3 separate regions of the Homo sapiens genome follow, and all the other regions are linked to region 1. Evidence: chromatin contacts called from ENCODE Hi-C or POLR2A ChIA-PET data. All regions are on one chromosome and are shown on one strand. Each heading gives the region's core, a stretch centred on a gene start or an enhancer-like site at or near the end of the contact. The rest is flanking DNA. Distances are from core to core; before and after follow the strand shown.

What was found. Hi-C counts contacts between places; a loop is a spot of excess contacts on that map. ChIA-PET counts read pairs that join two places held with the same protein, here RNA polymerase II (POLR2A). Pooled maps may share reads with other maps.
Region 2: a loop to region 1 is called in a pooled map, with 5 times the contacts of the local background. The contact joins the enhancer-like site here to the promoter of KARS1 in region 1. A Hi-C loop is called at or near these places in 4 of 50 pooled maps.
Region 3: a loop to region 1 is called in a pooled map, with 4 times the contacts of the local background. The contact joins the enhancer-like site here to the promoter of KARS1 in region 1. A Hi-C loop is called at or near these places in 4 of 50 pooled maps. POLR2A ChIA-PET finds 5 or more read pairs at or near these places in 2 of 52 experiments (activated B cell and activated CD4-positive, alpha-beta memory T cell).

What each region holds. Positions count from the first base shown.
Region 1 is chr16:75,646,412-75,648,919 of GRCh38, reverse strand. It overlaps KARS1 (lysyl-tRNA synthetase 1), which reads left to right and starts at 1,255. Exons shown (of 14, transcript NM_005548.3): 1 at 1,255-1,342. The coding sequence starts at 1,281. TERF2IP (TERF2 interacting protein) reads right to left here and starts at 1,147. Exons shown (of 3, transcript NM_018975.4): 1 at 368-1,147. The coding sequence starts at 1,037. RefSeq lists enhancers at 1-225, 23-292, 226-1,183, 1,223-1,402 and a silencer at 603-722.
Region 2 is chr16:75,074,072-75,076,579 of GRCh38, reverse strand. The region is part of intron 1 of ZNRF1 (zinc and ring finger 1); the gene reads right to left. Among named protein-coding and RNA genes, the nearest start is that of LDHD, 41 kb to the left of the region's middle. RefSeq lists enhancers at 664-893, 743-1,243, 1,244-1,744. Within about 2 kb of position 1,255, at least 7 of the 41 ENCODE cell types and tissues checked have a DNase peak (open chromatin) inside an H3K27ac peak, as active enhancers do.
Region 3 is chr16:75,107,880-75,110,387 of GRCh38, reverse strand. It overlaps ZNRF1 (zinc and ring finger 1), which reads right to left. Exons shown (of 5, transcript NM_032268.5): 5 at 1-2,508. Among named protein-coding and RNA genes, the nearest start is that of LDHD, 7.6 kb to the left of the region's middle. RefSeq lists enhancers at 1,099-1,178, 1,209-1,358. Within about 2 kb of position 1,252, at least 37 of the 41 ENCODE cell types and tissues checked have a DNase peak (open chromatin) inside an H3K27ac peak, as active enhancers do.

The DNA of each region.
Region 1 (2,508 bases), core at 6-2,505:
GCTGCATCACAGCCTGGGCGACGGAGCGAGCCCCCACTCAAAAATTAAAAAATAAAAACGACGAGAGGCCAGACGTGGTGGCTCACTCCTGTAATCCCAACACTTTGGGTGGCCGAGGCAGGAGGATCGCTTGAGCTCAGGAGTTCAGACCAGCTTAGGTAACAGAGACCCATCGCAAAAAAAGAACAATAATAAACAACAAGGGAGCGAGAAGGCAAGAAAATGGTGCAAATTTACCCGGATGTCAACAGGGGGCGGGGCCAAGCGCTGCTACCGAAGATGCCAAGATGGACGCCAGGCAGCCAGGAGAAAGATCCCAACCCCACCCGCGCAGATATCCGCGAGGCCCCGCGCTCAGCCTCCTCACCCCCGCTATCCGCGGCCTCCGGGTCCTCCTCCGCCTTCCGCTTGAGCTTCTGGGAGGAGGGGCTCACCGGCGCGTCCCCCAGCAGGTACTTATGCTCCTGGCCCCGCAGGTGCTTGAGGTAGCGGTCCTTCAGGGACTGCCACGAGTGCTGCGTGAGCGAGCTCTTCTCCATCGCTTTCCACAAGGCGTTACCGGTGACGGAGCTGGGCGAGCGGGCATTTTCCTTCACGTAGGTAAGGATGGCTACGTCGTCCGCATCCGTGAAGGCGATCCGCCCGGCGTGCCGCTGCGGCTCCGGCTCCGCGGCGCCCTCGGCCAGGGCCCCGGGCTTTGCTTCCGAGCCGGTGTCCGCCGCCGAGGCGGGGCCCAGCCGATAGGCCTCCAGCTCCAGCCTCTCGTTGCGCTCCACGCAGTCCAGGATGTACTGCGTGGAGATGAAATCACCCGAGGCCTCGGCCAGCGCCTCCCCGGGCTGGGCCAGCAGCACGGCCCCGGGCTCCTGCACTCGGCACACGGTGCCGCCGCCGTGCAGGATGAGCGTCGACAGCCGACGCTTGGCCGGGCTGGGCCGCACGTAGAAGGACATGGAGCTGCCGTCGTCCCTCACGAACAGAGTCGAGGAATGGGTGGGCCCGTTGGGGTCTTTGCCCAAATCCATCGCCTCCGCCATGTCTGACGCCGAGCACTACTAGAAGAGCTACCCCCTCGCGAGCGCCTGGCACACAGAGCTCAACTGACTGAGCTGTCACCGCAGACGCCTCTGCCGCGAAGCGCAGCACTGGGCCTGCGCAGCAGCAGCCGCGGCGCATCGAGAGTGCCCGCCCCCTCTCCCCCGGAAGAGGTGGGGCTTCGCACCTTGACCTGGAAATTAACGTACTATCCTCCTTACTTTTGGGTCGGGCCCTCCGGGAAGATGGCGGCCGTGCAGGCGGCCGAGGTGAAAGTGGATGGCAGCGAGCCGAAACTGAGCAAGAAGTGAGTGTCGCTGCGAGTCTTTAAAGCCTTTGCGGTAGGAGAGTCTGGGCTGGGAAGCGCCGCGAGGTTCCCACCAAGGCTGCTGTGCCGGGGCCTTCTTGCCGGCTCTCGTGGGTACGCACATGCTGAGACGTGGTGGCTGCGCCCTGCAGACCACGTACCCCGGGATACCCCGGGCACGCCGGCTCCCCGTTCCCAGCTGGCACCGGCGGGATGCTCCCTATCATACTCCTAGAGTTAAGAGACTGTGGAGGAGGAACTAGGACGAGAACTAAGAGTTATCAGAAAAGAAAAGCGAAACTTCCTGCTTAGCTTCATCCTCCTTTCTGAGAAATGCATTCTTTTGTTGAGCCACTCAGTAAACGTGGAAGTTGGAGAAATGTTAAATACCCTAGCTTTTCAGAAAGACCTTCAAAATTTTCTGGGCCTCACTAAGGTCATTCTGAACGTTATGTATTAAAAGGGATCAGTTCTAAAACTGTCATGCATCTACCCGTATGGGTTATTCAGTAGATACCTGTGAGTATTAAGTGATCAACGTCTAACAGTAGAGACCATCTTAATTCAGCCTGATATCTTTGTTAACCACTCCCAAATCCCTGGAGTATGTAGGTTAACATAGATAAGTCAGGATTAGCCACCCTTTAACTGGCTGTCTTATATTCTCATTAGCGTTCCCCATTTGAACCACAGAACACAGGTAATTGAGTGTTTTATCATTGCTAGGAAGATGGTACATAGTACCATTCCAGAGGCATACGAGAGGGCTTAATCCCCGTGGCGCGCACTTGTTATCCCAGCTACTCGGGAGACTGAGGCAGGAGAATCGCTTTAACCCAGGAGGCGGAGGTTGCAGTGTGCTGAAGTCGTGCCACTGCACTCCAGCCTGGGAGACTTGAGGTAGTGGTCCTTCAGGGACTGCCAGAAGTGCTGCGTGAGCGAGCCCTTCTCCATCGCTTTCCCCAAGGAGTTACTGAGACGGAGCCAGACCCTGAATGAAAAAGAAAAGAGAAATGATGTTTCTTTTTTTTTTTTTTTAAGATGGAGTCTCGCTCTGTCGCCAGGCTGGAGTGCAGTGGCGCGATCTCAGCTCACTGCAACCTTCGCTGCCAGGGTTCAAGCGATTCTCCTGCCTCAGCCTCCCGAGTAGCTGGGATTACAGGCGT
Region 2 (2,508 bases), core at 6-2,505, 570 kb after region 1:
GGATAAGCAATCAAGTCAGTCAGTCTGTCTATCCATTCATATGTATTCTAGTTATTAAGTTGTAAGGAAAATGGCAAAACAAATATAATTTCTCCCCTCAGTGAAGGGATGACCCATTAGGGAAGAGAAGAAAAGAGGAGGCCACAGAGCTCTCATTTCTTTCACATCCCGAAGTGGCTGTCTAGCGAATGTGTCCCACACACAGGCTCTTGACCTGAAACCTATGGGGATGGACATCAGCGGATCCATCAGCCTCCTGAAATAAGATGCCACATTCTAAGGGAGATTCATAGAGTTAGATGTCAAAAGTGTTTGGGCTTAGAACCCAAAAGTTCAGAACCATTTATATAACAAGAGAAAGATTATAGATAGAAGATTAAAACATATAATAGATATGTCAATAACAATCCAAATATTTGTGATTTACTTTTAGTATGGAGAAGATGGGACTCTGAAGGAAGAAGAAAACTGAATCAGGCCCTCCAGGGCTCTATATCTCATGATCAGGGTTGTTTGATATTTGCTATGGCATACAAAAGGGCCATTCAGAACAAGTTCTGTTAAGCATATTTTTCCTCTCTCCTGAGTCCACATATGTAAGCTATTCTCTACCTCACACAACGCTCTCTCAATCCCACCTACACCTGCAGCAACTGCCCCAGTTCCAATGAAGCATCTCCAATGGCCATCTTCACTTCCTCTCCCAGTTCCTCTTGAACCTGCTCCAATCTCTAAAACCATCCTTTCCACGGTTGCCAATGATCTCCACATGACAGCATCCTAACATCGATTCCTGAGCACTCAGCAGCCATGTGAGAAAGGTGACCCTCCTCCTCCACCTTTGCTGCACCTGCTGTCTGTGGCCCCCTTACAGTATAAGCCCCTTGAAGGCAGAGTCTGTTTATTTTACTGCTGTAGCCCTAGAGCCTGGCATATGATGGGCTCTTGAAAATATCTGTTGGATGAATGAACATCACACTTCACGGAAATGTGTGAAAAAGGCCCAGCTGTACAACCGGAAAGAGATAACAAATTAAGGGCAGTCAGCCTGCTGTCTGAGTCCATTCCCAGCAGAGGCTACCTTCTACCAGTCAAGGTTCCAGTAACTGCCATACCACAGCGAGGGTTAAGTAGGACAGTGAAGCGTGTGTGAGACAGAATGTCGGTTAGGAACCCACTGCGGTCATGCTGCTTCCTGCCCAACCCGCAGTTCCGATAAGGGGTGCAGAGAACGATCATGTGTGCATGTGCACAGACTGCAGGCGCCCCTGCCACCATGCTGTGGTGTGCAGTGGGCATGAAGGGAGCTACTTCGGCTGCCACCTGGGCAGGCCTTGACAGTACTGCTGGCAGGAAAAAGGTCAGCCCTTTCCCCCTATGCTAAATCAAGTCACAGACAGCTAGGACAGCCTCCAGGTTCTCATTCCTCCCACCAACAATGAAGAGTAGGAGGAGCCTCTCCATTTACTCCCTCCCACCCACCCCCACCTGGAAGTGCCCAGAGATAGGGGGGAAAAGCAGACAGCATGGTGACCTGGGCTTATGACCCCAGGCAGGGGTTGGCAAAGTACTCAACAGCCATTTCCTGGACAGTGCGAACTTTTGGGTGCTTCTGCACTCTGATACAAACATTTCCTTAATACATTTATTCAATATTTTATTATTATTACTTTTTATAGAGACAGGGCCTTGTTATGTTGCCCAGGCTGGCCTCCAAGTCCTGGCTTCAAGTGATCCTCCTGCCCAGGCCTCCTAAAGAGCTGGGATTATAGGCATGAGCCACTGCACTGGGCCTAAAAAAACCTTTATTATGGAAATTTTCAGACAAACAAAAAAATTGAATAGAGTGAGCTCCCAGGTACTCATCACCCAGCTTCAACAATGATCAAATCAGGGTCAGTCCTATCTGATTTTCCCCTGAGGTGTCCATGTCTTGGTTTGCTGCAACAACCCCAGTTCAAGCGTGTCGTCTTGGTGTAATTAATAGCTCCCTCTTTCAGTTTCAAACTTGCCTGGGATTGAATGATAAATTATATGGTCATCTGATCTTTATCCCAACTCACTCTCCCTGCACCAGATTATTTTGAAGAAAATTCCAGACACGAAATAAATCCACCCATAAATATTCACAATGTGATAGTAAAGGCTTAAATACAACTCCACACCCTTTAGACACCAACTTATGCAGCACTGTGCCCTCTCCTCTCAAGGGGCTGTTGGAAGGGTCACCCAGTAGGCTCTGTGCTACATGCTGGCATATGGAGCCTCACCGGGTGGCATGACCCCAGCTTAGGGATGGGGCTGACACACATGCAGAGAAGCCACTTATGCCGGCCTGACTCTACTGCATCGCCTCCTTCCATGGCACCACACTGCCTCCATACAGGAGGTCTAGCAACGGTCACGGACAGCAGGAGAGCAGAACAGACTAGCAGTCTGTGGCTCGTTTTACACATGCACGCGGAAGGAGCAGCACGAGTTTCAATCATTCCAAGTGAAAAAATGCAA
Region 3 (2,508 bases), core at 3-2,502, 540 kb after region 1:
TTAGCAGAGAGGGTAGAACCTGCTCGCCGGCTCCCTCACCTTCTCTCCCATCCCAGAAAGGCAGAACAGGGGCAACACAGGATTCTGGAGAGCTGTCCAGATAGAGGATCACAAACATGAGCTCCACCTGGGAAACACAGACAGCCCCAATCCCACCCCCACAACAAGAGCAGGCAACCTGGGTCCAAATTCAGAGGACACCACAGCCGGCAGAGGGCTGCAGCATGCCAGGTAGGACGGAAGTCGCTGGGGGTGGGGATGAGCACCAGCCCCTAGAGCCTGGAATAGCACCCGGCGTGGGCTACAGCCCTGCCCCACCCACCTCACAGCTGCTCGGCTCACCCATGGCACTGCCAAAGCAGCAGGCTTAAGCCGCCAAGGCGGGCACATGAAGCCTCCATTTCCAGGTCCAGGGGTCAGGCAAGGAGATCTCCTTCAGGGCTGGGCCCTGCCTCGCCAGCTTTGCTGGTGGAATTAAATATAGCACAGGGAGACACAGTTGCCAGGCAGAAGCAGGAGGTGCTGTGAATAGAACAGTGCCCTTTGTGGTGACAAAGCTATGGGGAGCCTGCTGTGCATGTGCCAAGACCTGCAGGGCAGCTCCCCCAGCCCCCACAGGGACCTCTGAGCTGCATGGTTTTGTCCCCGCTTCACATGTGAAATATCTGAAGTTCAGATGAAGTCGTTTCCCCAAGATCATTCTGCCAAGTAGGAGAGCCTGAATGCACAGTCTAGAGCCCACGTTCCTGCCACCGACTCACAACAGCCCCAAGGTCTTCACCCCAGACGGGTCCCGCGCTGAGACCCAGGCTCTGAACCACCGAGTCTTCTTTAGTGTTTCTCCGCTGGCCCTGGCTCACGTTTGCCCACTGGCCTGTTGTGAATGCCCTTGCACAGAGTAGGTGCTTCTGGAAGCATCTGATGGAGGGTGACTGCGGAGCCAGGGGCCGTGGCAGCAGGGGGATGGTCCAGCACATCAGGCGGGCCTGAGAAGGGTCAGAGCAGAGAGGCGGTGGAGTCGTCTCCCTCTAGAGCTTTCCTTCGCTGGCTCTGCAGGAGGCTCTGGAATGCTGCTCCGGGAGCCCGCTGGGCACGGGGACACAGGCCAGGCCTGCACTGCTGCTCCCTGCCCCGAGCTGCCTGCCCAGCCCGCATTTTGCCAACTTTTGTGAGCCTGAGCAGTTGGTTCTGGTTCAAGGGCTCTGAGCTGGCACAGCCCCAAACCAGGGCCTCTTCCTGGGCCTCAATGAAGCATGCCCGTGAGTCAGCACTGAGACGCAAACTGAACAACAGGCAGGGCGAGTGGAACGTGGGATGGGGAGCAAAGGCTGGAAGGAGGGGGGCTGGGCCCACACCTGGAAGAACCCACATCCTTGCAGCCTCCGGTGGCTGCAACATCTTGGCCCCTGCAGATCTTTTCAGAGGTCCAGCACAATGACTCCACAGAGGGCTGACTGGTTCCATGATGCTTAAGAGGTTAGGAAGCTTGTAGGAGGCACGCCTGACTTGCCACTCCCTCCACCCAGGCCTGACTATCTGAGGACCAATTCACACACCTGGAGCCCCGAGTAGCAGCCTGAAGGAATGCTAAGGAGGTAGGTGAGGGAGTGGGGGGCAGGCCCTTGCCCCCATTTCTTGATTGTATAACACTTCATTAAAATAAAATCACGCAGTGCCATCTTTTATTAGACATTTTAATACCATATCAAAACACCTTGACTAATGAAGAAAGCTTTTCTCCCAAGCTTTGAACATTTTTTTAAACATTTTATAAGTTTTTTTTTGTATTTTAATATATAAATACAGAAACCTATCTTGCATGGGCTGATGCCACGTGTGAACATCAATGGCTAAAATGTTCTCAAACATAGTGCCTGAAAACAGGGGTAGCTGTACATATTTCTTAGTAAGTCTTTTTTTGTTTAAGTTTTCTGAAAAAAAAAATCCACGAGGGCCTAAGAATAATGTTCAGGCATTTTTGCAGGACACTTGTGATTGTTAAATCCTCTGAACTGACCGGAACCAGGAGGAAAGAAGGGAAAAGAGATGGGATCAGTAGGAAGAAAGTTCTCAATGGGTTGTTTTTTGGCAATGAAGTCAAGATATTAGGGTCTCAAGGGGAGAAAAGAGCAAAAAACCAGCCAGAAAAATAGAGGGAAAAAACCAAACAAACCCAAAGTAGAGAAGTTGGTGGTGGAGAGGGCCAGTTGGGGCAGGGGAAGAGACCGTGTGCTCGCCCGCCGTCAGAAGGCTGGCAGCGAGGCCTTAGCTGTGTTCGTCTGTCACTGAGTGGGTTATGGCTGGGCAGCAAACAGCAAGCTGTAAACATCACGAGGGAAAACACCAGTCGACACTAGACTTTTTTTTTATATAATTTTTTTTTGTAAACACTTTAAAGACAGACCCACAATGCCTTTCAAAGATGAAAAAGAAAATGCCCTTTCCCTCCTGGGCTGAGGGGTGAGGGGAAGGATAGCAGTTGATTCATTCTTCTCTCAAACTTGCTCT